2 separate regions of the Homo sapiens genome follow, and region 1 is linked to region 2. Evidence: read pairs that join two places in POLR2A ChIA-PET (ENCODE). Cell type or tissue: PC-3. All regions are shown on one strand. Links, peaks and the distances in the headings refer to the core of each region. The heading gives the core; the rest is flanking DNA. Region 1 overlaps UBE2D4 (ubiquitin conjugating enzyme E2 D4). Region 2 has its middle 25 kb from the start of MRPS24.

Region 1 (2,914 bases), core at 168-2,667, 110 kb after region 2:
TTTTAGAACTCAGTGCCATCCTGGGTGCCCAGGGCAGAGCAGGCTTTGTTCGCACCTCATCTGCTGCAGAACCACATCCTGAGGAGTCTCAGCTTATCCTGGAGGGAATTGGGAACAGTGTCACTGGGAAGTGAAGGCCTAGCCCTGTGGCTTCCACCAGTCTCCTCCTGCAGTGCCACGTGGTGGCATTTCTCGCCTCACACCAAGAAGCAGCAAGTGGAAAATTTCAGGATACAAAGCACATAACACCCCATAAGAGATGATTATGTTTTTAGAAGCAAGAGCAAAATTATGAAACCTCTAGAGATTTGGGTCATGTTACTCCATTTGATGAAGATTCTCACTACCGCCCGCTCCTCCCATAGGAGCCTACACTAAGTCCAAGTGTGAGCCATTCACAGACTAGAACACAAGGAGGGAGAGAGACTCTTAAACGTAAATAAAAATGCAATTCACTCACAACTCTAAATGATAATTGACATTTCAGCCTCTTTCTTTTAGGCAAAACAGAAGATACACACTATTAACAGTTATTTGAAGCCTTAAATTACAATAGCCTGTTAGGTGATCGGCTTTCTGCCTTGGCTTTCTGATGCAGCACATTTTAAGATTTGCCTTTAAAGCTTTGAGCCTTGAGATTAGGTTAGTTAGGAAGAGGACAACAAAGGGAAGAGATTATTCTAATAAAACTTCCACAGAGGGAAGAAAATTGAGGAGCTTCAGATCTCTAAAGCCAAATTCAACCTGATCTTTCTAGGTTGGTTATAAAGCTGGTCCACTTCCAGGAAGTGATGTGTAGGTGAATAGGAACAAAAGGTGAAGAAGCAGTAAAACTGTGACCAAGTGGCCAGATGGGGCTTTTGCCGGCTGATTGAAAGGAAGTCTACAGACCTAACATAAGCAGTCAGCCAAAGGTGGCTGTGGGAGGTTGATTTCTTCCAGAAACTTCCAAGTTGTGGCTACAAATTTATTGCCAGATATTTTCCCACTGAGAATACTGAGGTTATTCACATAATCACTTCCTTAACAAAGGAAGAAGCACTTTTAACTTGGGCTGCATTCCCTTTGTGAGGGTCCACATTTAGGATCCTCCTGCTACCATAAGGCCCCTTTTGGGGTTCTTTGGGTGTGGCTGCATCTCACCATGTTGAGGATTGCCTTTTTTTTTTTTTTTTTTTTTTTTTTTTAACACAGAGCCTTGCTCTGTCTCCCAGGCTGGAGTGCAGTGGTGCGATCTTGGCTCACTGCAACCTCTGCCTCCCAGGTTCAAGCAATTCTCCTGCCTCAGCCTCCCAAGTAGCCGGAATTACAGGCATGTGCCACCATGCTGGGCTAATTTTTGTATTTTTAGTGGAGACGGTGTTTCACCATGTTGGCCAGGCTGTTCTTGAACTCCTGGCCTCAAGTGACCCGCCCACATTGGCCTCCCAAAGTGCTGGGATTACAGGCGTGAGCCCCCGTGCCCAGCAAGGATTGCTGTTTTAATTCTTGTATCTTCGTTGCTTCTTTGGTCTTTGCTTAAACAAAACAATAAAGCTTAATAGTTGGGGAGAATGCTGTTACCAGTGTCCTCTAGGAAGGCTGTTAGCATATGGCTCTACTGAGCAGCAGTGCCATCTGGTGCCTGAGATCATGTGCTTCAGGCAGTTGTCACACTGCATCTACAGCCAAGCATCACAGAAACACTTCACTCATGTGGTCAGGGAAGGTGGGACTGATTCACATGTTAGAGACAGGTCAGATGGGAAAATTAAGGCCCAACTTGGTGTTGGGGAATAACCATACTCTGGTCTTTCAAGTGTAGTAGCTGATGATTCCCAAGAAACTGATGAATTTTCTGAGTCCAGACAAAATTTCCCCAAGCCTGCTCTCTCTGTTGGATATACATAATAGAGAAAGTCAAATCAGCCCTTTGGGGTTTGTGGTAAAAATTCACTCACCCATTGAAGCCTAAGGTGGCTTTGTACCTTCCAGATCTCTCAGCAAATCCCCTGGGCAGAAATGTCACCTGCTTGCCATGTCTTTGAGGGGTTCAGGTCAGCCTGGAGAACAGGCTCCTTAGGTCAAAAACCTTGTTTTAAGAGCCACTGTGGTACAGTCAATGTAACCCACTTGTGCAGAAGCCATGCTTCCAAGGAAGGTCTCAGGTTGACAACTAGACATCAAATCTGAGAAGCCAACTGTGGAGTAATGTGTTTTTTTCTCTGTGGACAAGAGTGATCAGAAAGGTGCTTGATCTTGAACAATTGATCCATGATGAAAAAATGACCATTAGCTCTCCCCCAGAAGCGTCTGTGTTTGCTGAATGGAGCTGAGATTTTGATCCGCTATCAGACTCCAGAAAGATCCAGGAGTTCCAAGAACATGGCAAAGAGTCAAAATCTTAGGACAAGGAATTAAAATGCCAGAATGCAAATGTCCAACAGGCCTGGTAGCTCACAGCTATCAACACCCTAGAATTCCACACTGCCTCACTGCAGTTGCTCAAGGATGGGTATGTTTCTGTCTCTGAAATTCGGGAAAAAGCCTTAAGTGCCAGAGAAGGTGCTTCCAAGACTGTCTGCAGAATTCCTTTCCTAGGGTCTGTCTCTGGTACCCAAAAGGGCAGAGAAGGAACCCTAAGATTAGCATAGAGCCACTCATCTCTCCTCCCCTCCCCACCCCTTCTTCCCCTGCTTCCATTCCCCATGGCTCTCTCCTCTGACTGTGAAACACTTCCTCTCCAGCAGTGTTGGGAAAGTTCTGGACCTCTACTGGATCTAGCCATAAATGGTGGTCTTCAGAAAAATGGAGATTGTGGCTGCCAGCACCCACAAGACAGCAGCCTCATGCCATGCAGGCAGCAAGCCATCCTGAACAGCGTTCCTCCCAGAGTCTGTTTCCTCACCTGCTGTTCACTGGTGAGAGGAAAAGG
Region 2 (2,914 bases), core at 144-2,643:
TGGCCATCATTCTTTAATAAAAGGAATCAGGGCTGTTTGAAGAAATGGCTGGTACTAGGGCTGGGACAGTAAATATATGAGCTAGGATAATCTTGAACTATCAAAAAGTGTGGTCTTCAGACATTCAAAAAAGGATGAAAAATAACAAACAAAAAAAGTTAAAAAGTGTTCAGGAAAAAAAAACAGATGAAATTAATGATATTGGAGTTAAAAAGAAATTATTTAGGCAGATAGTGAGGGTAAGGAAGTCCTCAGTAAGGTTTCCCTTTTAATGAAAAGCAGCCCCAAAATCATTTATTTTCTAACAAATAGCAGCCTGTAAAATCGAGCTGCAGACATAGATAAGCAAGCTGGAAACTTGCACAGGTGAATGCTGGCAGCTGTGCCAATAGGAAAAGGCTACCTGGGGACCAAGCATGTTCAACATGGGGGCTCCATCTTCCCTTTGCTTTGCCAACCACATGTACAGTAAGGAGCAGACAACATGGGCGCTGGCTGAATAGAACATCCATTTGCATAATAAGAAGATTAGGGTGGGGTAGCCAGCTTCTTCATGCACTATGTAAATGTCACCCCTGGTCCAACTGATCTTTGGGCCCTAATGTAAATCAGACACCGCCTCCTCAAGCCAGTCTCTTTCTTTCACCTATTAAACCTCTGCTCTTAACCTCACTCCACATATGTCCGCATCCTTGATTTCCTCAGCATGAGGCAATGAACCTCAAGTATTACCCCAAACGAACAATGTCGCTTCATTAAGTCAAAGTAAAACAGGAGCCAGTGGCTGGACGTGGTGGCTCATACCTGTAATCCCAGCGCTTTGGGAGGCCAAGGTGGGTGGATCACCTGAGATCAGGAGTTTGAGACCAGCCTGACCAACAGGGCGAAACCCCATCTCTCCTAAAAACTCAAAGATTGGCAGGGTGTGGTGGCATGCACCTGTAATCTCAGCTACTCAGGAGGCTGAGACAGGAAAATCACTTGAACCTGGGAGGTGGAGGTTGCAGTGAGCCAAGACCGCGCCGTTGTACTCCAGCCTGGACAACAAGAGCAAAACTCTGTCACAAAATGAAAAAAAAAAAAAAAAAAGAGCCAATAGAAAGAGCCCCCAGTCACCAAAGTAGGCCTGAATTCCTAAGAAACAAAAGACTGCAGTATTGGAGCTTAAAGTTACTATCTGGATGTCTGTATGTTTATAAGTAAATGGATAAGCCAATGGAGTTGAATAGAAATTTACTACACAAGCCAGGCATGATGGCTCACTCCTCCAGGTGGAGTTGCCACTCTTCTCTTGGTGCCAGGCTGGTCCCTGCCCATAGCATGGCATTGTAATTGTTTGAATGTGTGTCTGTTTCTTCCAGAGACCAGGAGCTTTATTGTAACCATCCCTGAGAGGGATCCTCTCAATGTCCTCAGAACACCAGCTAGATCATGGCACATCATAAGTTCTCAGTGAAGAGTCATCCATTGAGTGAGCAATGAGCTTGATGGGACTCTCCTGGATCCGCTCTGTGCCACTACACTGAGTCATATACCGGAGACACTGTGACTACAAGTTCTGTTACAGCAAATGATATCAAGTGACAATGCAACCTAACTGGAATAATTTGTTCAGGGACTGGAGAGAGCTTAGAAACATCCTCATTCTGCTACTACTCATTCATCCTTATAATACTCCAAGACAGTCTTCCTGTGGGTGAGCCTGGAAGTCATCACTGTTTGCATCTCATTCTGCTCAAAGGTTTCCCTTTGAAACAGTGATGACCTCCAGGCTCACCCACAGGAAGACTGTCCTGGAGTTGGGAGGGTTGTAAAAGACAAGGTTCTGTATATAAAGGTGGGGATGGAGGGACATCCCTCACCAGTGCAGTGCTGCCCAGTGGGATGGGGGCGATTCATCATTGTAGTCATTATTGTCATCATCACTACCATCATCATCATCATCATTGTCACTGCCACTGTCACCATTTCCACCACCAGAGTGGCTGCCAATAGCTAAGTGCTCTGAATAGGCCTTACTGAAATTGTTCTTGCAAAAATTATGACAGTGAAAGACGTAACTGATTCCATCTTGCTTCCAACCTCACAAGCTGATTGTCTTTGCTCATTCCTGGGTGTAGGCCAAGCTTGCCATGGAAGGAGTTTAGTGTGCAGTTTAACCTTAAAGCAATAGCAATGGTACCTTCCCAAAACTACCCCCCTACTTGTCTGGGGATGGATGTCGCCTTTGTAAAACTAATAAAAGACCACAAAGTTAGAATTATAGGAGGGGTCTGAATTCTGCTAAGACCTATGCATAGATAAATGATAACTAGGCAAGCCAGGCAAGGTGGGTATGCCTGTAATCCCAACACTTTGGGAGGCCAAGGCAGGTGGATCGCTTGACCCTAGGAGTTTGAGACCAGCCTAGACCGTATCTCTACAGAAAATACAAAAAATTAGATAGGTGTGGTGGCATGCACCCGTAGTCCCAGCTACCCAGAAGGCTGAGGTGGGAGGATTGCTTGAGCCCAGAAGGTCGAGGCTTCAGTGAACTATGATTGTGCCATTGCACTCTTGCCTGGGCAACAGAGTGAAACCCTGTCTCAAAACAAAAAAAAATTAAATTAAATAAATGACAACTAGTCATGTTTTGTAACTTGCTTACTGCTCAGGAGTCATGTAGCCAGTGGTCACAAGATTTATAATTTGTAATGTACCTAATTGCCCCTATTGATAACATTGCTATTGTAAGACCTAAGACTGGTGTTTGAGATATTTTTCAGGCTTTGCATTCCGGTGGAACAACTGATGCCACTAAGACCACTGACCCCCCACCAGGAATTAAGTTCCTATGATTTTATCCCTGACCCAGCCAATCAGGATTTCTCACTCTCTGGCCCCCTGCCCGTGAAAGAAGTCCTTAAAAACCCTA

Evidence for each region. ChIA-PET counts read pairs that join two places held together with the same protein. Peaks named below come from ENCODE experiments on the same cell type or tissue, not always from the same donor. Only the 100,000 strongest peaks of a DNase experiment are listed, where the experiment ranks them.
Region 1: POLR2A ChIA-PET joins it to region 2 with 20 read pairs; 2 of 35 experiments call an interaction of 5 or more read pairs at or near these places.

Annotation. Positions count from the first base shown.
Region 1 is chr7:43,953,099-43,956,012 of GRCh38, forward strand. It overlaps UBE2D4 (ubiquitin conjugating enzyme E2 D4), which reads left to right. Exons shown (of 7, transcript NM_015983.4): 7 at 1-2,914. It also overlaps the pseudogene POLR2J4. Among named protein-coding and RNA genes, the nearest start is that of UBE2D4, 28 kb to the left of the region's middle. RefSeq lists silencers at 1,541-1,610, 1,651-1,700. In PC-3, for the core only: a CTCF peak has its summit at 1,617 (motif pointing left); a DNase peak (open chromatin) is centred at 1,633.
Region 2 is chr7:43,842,952-43,845,865 of GRCh38, forward strand. No RefSeq gene overlaps it. Among named protein-coding and RNA genes, the nearest start is that of MRPS24, 25 kb to the right of the region's middle. In PC-3, for the core only: no CTCF peak of the experiment used is centred there; a DNase peak (open chromatin) is centred at 1,520.